Regions from separate parts of the Homo sapiens genome. Here region 1 is linked to region 2. A link is an interaction called in ENCODE POLR2A ChIA-PET data of the cell type or tissue named here. Cell type or tissue: A673. All regions are shown on one strand. Each heading gives the region's core, and the rest is flanking DNA. Links, peaks and the distances in the headings are about the cores only. Region 1 holds the start of ZNF844 (zinc finger protein 844). Region 2 has its middle 22 kb from the start of ZNF20.

The links. ChIA-PET counts read pairs that join two places held together with the same protein. Peaks named below come from ENCODE experiments on the same cell type or tissue, not always from the same donor. Only the 100,000 strongest peaks of a DNase experiment are listed, where the experiment ranks them.
Region 1: POLR2A ChIA-PET joins it to region 2 with 5 read pairs; 8 of 35 experiments call an interaction of 5 or more read pairs at or near these places.

Annotation. Positions count from the first base shown.
Region 1 is chr19:12,063,080-12,065,986 of GRCh38, forward strand. It overlaps ZNF844 (zinc finger protein 844), which reads left to right and starts at 1,652. Exons shown (of 4, transcript NM_001136501.3): 1 at 1,652-1,797. The coding sequence starts at 1,795. RefSeq lists an enhancer at 1,737-1,826 and a silencer at 1,917-2,096. In A673, for the core only: no CTCF peak of the experiment used is centred there; a DNase peak (open chromatin) is centred at 1,602; H3K4me3 peaks cover 722 bases.
Region 2 is chr19:12,117,190-12,120,096 of GRCh38, forward strand. No RefSeq gene overlaps it. Among named protein-coding and RNA genes, the nearest start is that of ZNF20, 22 kb to the right of the region's middle. In A673, for the core only: no CTCF peak of the experiment used is centred there; no DNase peak of the experiment used is centred there.

The DNA.
Region 1 (2,907 bases), core at 192-2,691, 54 kb before region 2:
CCAGCGATTCTCCTGCCTCAGCCTCCTGGGTAGTTGGGATTACAGGCGCCCACCACCAAGCCCGGCTAATTTTTGTATTTTTAGTAGAGATGGGGTTTCGCCACATTGGCCAGGCTGGTTTCAAACTCCTGACCTCAGGTGATCCGCCCGCCTCGGTCTCCCAAAGTGCTGGGATTACAGGTGTGAGCCACATCGCCCGGCCAGTCTTGATAAATTCTTTTACCCTTGCGCCACTGGCCCAGATAGTAGCCACTCACCCACAACATAGATGAAGACTCCCACAGAGAGAATGGATGCAAAATGCTTCTTTTAAGAATTTCTGGCCGGGCACGGTTGCTCACGCCTGTAATCCCAGCACTTTGGGAGGCCGAGACGGGCGGATCACGAGGTCAGGAGATCGAGACCATCGTGGCTAACACGGTGAAACCCCGTCTCTACTAAAAGCACAAAAAATTAGCCAGGCATGGTGGCAGGCGCCTGTGGTCCCAGCTACTCGGGAGGCTGAGACAGGAGAATGGCGTGAACCCGGGAGGCGGAGCTTGCGGTGAGCCGAGATCGCGTCACTCACTCCAGCCTGGGCAACAGAGCAAGACACCATCTCAAAAAAAAAAAAAAAAAAAAGCAAAACCAGAATTTCTTACTTATTTTGTTTTTTGGTCTCACTCTGTTGCCCAGGCTGGAGTGTACTGGTGCAATCACAGCTCACTGCAGCCCTCGACTCCTGGGCCAAAGTGATTCTCCTGCCCTGGCCTCCTAAAGTGCTGGTATTACAGGCCCCAGCCACCTTGCCTGGCCTCTTTCCAGACTTTTTTTGTTTTTGTTTTTTTTGAGACGGAGTTTCATTCTTGTTGCCCAGGCTGGAGTCCAGTGGCATGATCTCGGCTCACTGCAACCTCCGCCTCCCAGCTTCAAGTGATTCTCCTGCCTCAGCCTCCCACATAGCTAGGATTACAGGCGTCCGCCACCACGACTGGCTAATATTTTGTATTTTAGTAGAGATGTGGTTTCACCATGTTGGCCAGGCTGGTCTCGAACTCCCGACCACAGGTGATATACCCGCCTCGGCCTCCCAAAGTGCTGAAATTACAGGCGTGAGCCGCCGCGCCCGGCTTTCCAGACTTTTAAAAGTGTCAGACTCTCAATTTCTCCCGGATCAGGGAAAGGGAAAAGGGGAGAGGGGGCATGGCTTCACTAATGGAAATACTCCATAGACGCAAATTTCACCCCCCAGAAGACAGTTGTGCAAGGGCAAAGCTGCAGCCATTCGAAATTGCCAAATAAATATATTTTGGAATAAAATATTTTAATTGCTTTCACCTCTATTAAACATAGAGTCTGGAACTCCCTGCACACACTTATGACACTGTGCAGGACGAAGAAGCAGGGACAGACCATTGACAGAGCCACTTCTAGTAATTAAGACGAGCAAGTTTGGCCGAAATGCAAATTTTCAAAGAGCAGGGCGTAGAGAGGGAACTTGACCTTGGACTGTGGCTTGAAGCGGTCAGTCCTGCTCTGCTTGGCCCTGTTACCCAGGACTTCTGCTGTCACTCAGGATGCAGGGGGCGGGGCCTGGCGCTCCACCCAATCAGAGTCGCCGGGGTGGGGCCCGGCCAACTGTTTATCCGCGGGTCACATTGCCGTTCGCCTCAGTCTTTGGCCCCTCCCGCCGGGTGAGGTTGGCACCCCGTTTTTCCTGCTCTGAGAGGGACCGGTTGCCACCGCCATACTTCTGTCGCCCTGTCGTCTGTGTTGTGACTGCTTTGGACGTGGGAGTCACCTGAAAGCCAGGAAATGGTGAGTGTGAGCCCCCGCTGGGAGTCCCGAGACTTGGGGGAGGGTAGGCGGAGGCTGGTTGGAACTGGCTGGAACCGGCTGTGCCGGGACCCGGACCTCCCCGCGGCGACTCGAGGTCTGGGGCCCGAGCCCCGCTGGCGCAGCTCGGCCTTCGGTCCATTCGGCCGCCGGGTGCGGCTGGGCCGGCAGCCGGGACCCCTGGGCGCCCTGTCTCGTCGCCGCGCGGCGACTGCGGCCCCAGCCCGGGAGCCCTCTCTGGACAGCTCCGCGCCCGCAGCCCGGAGCCTCTCCATATTGTGCGGGGCCACGGGAGGGTCATGGGGGCAATCCCGCCTTGGGTGTGGGGCTCGTGCGGGAGGAGCTGCGCTGTGAGGCCCTCAGTGCCCCCTTTCTCCTGTTAAAACTTAAACAGGCCCGGTGCTGGGAATAGAGGCGTGAGCCACCGCGCCTGGCCTAGCGTGGAGAACTTGTGACAGCGGATAAATGTTTTCCCTGCTGTCTGTGGCTTAGAGCTTGGCAACTGCTGTCGTGTTTTTGTTCACATCATGATCAATGTGTACTAGATGCTTTGTTGTTGTAATCGCCTGAGGGGTTCTTCCTGCCTGTGCTGCAAAAAGAAAGACCAGGGCATTGCAGTAAAGAAAATGTTTGACACGAGATGGACCACGCAACGCCGAAGACGGAGACAGAGTTAGCACTCAAATCAGTCTCCCCGAAGGCTTATAGTTAGGGATTTTTCTTTAATATTTTTTTCTTACAATTTTTTTTTTTTTTTTTAAGACAGAGTCTCGCTCTTTTTTGCCCAGGCTGGAGTGCAATGACACGATCTGGGCTCAGTGCAACCTCTGCCTCCCGGATTCAAGCGATTCTTCTGCTCAGCTTCCCTAGTAGCTGGGGTTACAGGCACGCCACCACGCCCTGCTGATTTCTGTATTTTCAGTAAAGACGGGGTTTCACCGTGTTGGCCAAGGTGGTCTTGAACTCCTGACCTCAGGTGATCCGCCCGCATCGGCCTCCTAAAGGGCTAGGATTACAGGCGTGAGCCACCTGGCCCGGCTAAAAATTGTTTTTTAAACAAGGTCTCACTCTGTCGCCCAGGTTGGAGTGCAT
Region 2 (2,907 bases), core at 314-2,813:
AAAGATAGTGCCCTGTCTAAAATTCGGGAGCAAATTTCACTAAAATGAAAATATCCAATGACCAAGTTGTAGGGAGGGAGCTGGCCCTTAGATGGTGGCTAGAACCCCTCACTTCTGCTCCCCAGGTCCAGTTACCCAGGGCTTCTACTGTCACTCTGGGATGAGGGGATGGGGGCCTGGACCTCTGTCCAATCAGGAGTGCTGGGGCGGGGCCCTGCCAACTGTCTGTCCTGGGAAGGTGGGGACGCATTCCCGCTCTCACCTTGGTGACCTTGCCTACTGAGATTGGGATCCAGTCTTTCCCGCTGTGAAAGGGACCAGGTCCCTACACCACAACTGCCGTCGCTCTGTCGCCTGCACTGTGACCTGCACTAGTCACGGGAGCCCTAGAGAGATAAGCCAGGACGCCTGGAAATGGTGAGTGTTTGGGGCCAGCTACCCGAAACCCGGCAGGGGCTGGGTGGAAACGGCCAGAACCGGCTGTGACGGGACCCCAGGCCCCCTGCAGGCGACTTCAGGGTTTGGGACCCGAGTTCTGGCACATCTCGGCCCTCAGTCTCCTCGGCCGCAAGGTGGGGTTGTGCCAGCAGCCGGGACCTTGGGCGTCCTGTCCCGTCCCTGCCTGGTGACTGCGGTCCCGGAGCCCTCTGTGGGCAGCTCCGCCCCCGCAACCTCGCGTCTGTGCGGGGGCCACACATGACATAAGGAGAGTCCTGCCTTGGGTGTAGGGTTCGTGTGGGAGGAGCTGCGGTCCCTGGGGCCCCCAGTACGTTTTTTTCCTGTTAAACTGGGCCGGGGGTGGTGGCTCACGCCTGTAATCCCAGCACTTTGGGAGGCCGAGGCAGGCGGATCACGAGGTCGGAAGATCGAGACCATCCTGGCTAACATGGTGAAACCCCGTCTCTACTAAAAATACAAAAAACTAGCCGGGTGTGGTGGCGTGCGCCTATACTCCCAGCTACTCGGGAGGCTGCAGCAGGAGAATGGCGTGAACCCGGGAGGCGGAGCTTGCAGTGAACCGAGATCACGCCACTGCACTCCGGCCTGGGCGACACAGCCAGACTCCGTCTCAAAAAAAAAAAAAAAAAAAAAAAAAGGGAGCTTCTGGGTTGCTGAACACATGGCGAGGCTGGGATGGTGGGACACCCAGAGAGAGCAGGGAGGCTCTGTATCCCCCTACTCCACATCTTGCTCTATCATCCTCATCTGGCTGTTCAGCTATATCCTTTGTAATGTCCTTTACAATATATAGGTAAACAAAAAATTAAACTGAGGCACTGTTAAAAATTAAACAGTTTGAACATATGGTGATTTATGAATGAGAATCACCCAGTCGTGGTTTGTGGTTTGTTATCGAAAAATTTAGAAGAATTGCATTTTAGTTGTGTTTCGATTCCTTAGGTAGAACCTTAGTGCACTACAAACACTTTGGTCCAATTGCTGCTCTTAATTTCTTCACACTGCCTATGGGGACTGGTTTATCCCTGCATTTTCCTCATCTATGGGATACAGGGTCTCAAATCCTCAACCCTGTGACCCCAGCCTAACTCTTGTAGTAATGTTAGGAAATTTTCAATTTCTTCCCCAAATCTCCAAACGTTAACCCTTTTTCTCCAATTCACAGTATTATCAACGATTTGTTCTTTATTGTAGAGTATATTTCTTCATCCTTTCTCTCACATCGATGCAGTTTTTAATGGTTATCATTTTTTCACAGGGTCCATGGATGACAATTTAAAAATATTTGTGTTGTTTCTGAACATTTCACATAAGAGGAAAGTAGAGAATAATCATGTTACACACCAGTGAAAAAACCCTTATTTTATTTATTTATTTTATTTTTTTTTGTGAGACGGAGTCTTGCTCTGTTGCTCAGGCTGAAGTGCAGTGGTGCAGTCTCAGCTCATTGCAACCTCTGCCTCCTGGGTTCAGGCGATTCTCTTGCCTCAGCCTCCCGCGTAGCTGGCATCCACCACCACGCCCAGCTAATTTTGGTATTTTTTAGTAGAGACAGGATTTCTCCATGTTAGCCAGGCTGGTCTTTTAACTCCTGATCTCAGGTGATCTGCCCACCTCGGCCTCTCAAAGTGCTGGGATTACAGGGGTGAGCAACTGCACCCGGCCCACTGATGTATTTCAAACAGGTTACCTTATGGTGATATTCAGTCTTTATTTAAGGATATATGACATCTTTCCATTTATTACCCTTTACTTTGATGTCTTTCAGTATATACTTTTTGCATAATAATTATTTTATATCCTTCCTGAGAATTTTAGGGATTTCAAGAAAGTTAATTGTGGTTGCAGTGGCTCATGCCTATAATTCCAGCACTTTGGGAGGCCAAGGCAGGCAATTCACTTGAGGCCAGGAGTTCAAGACCACTCTGGGCAACATGGCAAAACCTTGTCTTTACTAAAAATATTAACATAAAAATTAGCAGCCGGGTGCGGTGGCTCACTCCTGTAATCCTAGCACTTTGGGAGGCCAAGGCAGGAGGATTGCCTGAGCTTAGGAGTTCAGGACCAGCCTGGGCAACACAGTGAAACCTCATCTCTACTAAGATACAAAAACTTAGCCAGGCGTGGCTGTGTGCGCCTATAATCTCAGCTACTTGGGAGGCTGAGGCAGGAGAATCACTTGAGCCCGGGAGGCAGAAGTTACAGTGAGCCGAGATCACGCCACTGCACTCCAGCCTGGGAGACAGAGGAAGACTCCGTCTCAAAAAAAAAAAAAAAAAATTACATTCAACGAGTTGTTGCTGGCAATTCAACATGCACTGAGATTTATTTCTTTATAGAGTTTGCATTGTAGAAACTGAAAATATTGCATATGCACCAAATACATAAAACAGTTCACAATGAACCAAAATACTGATGGAGCCAGTATTGTAAATTATAATTTCCTTA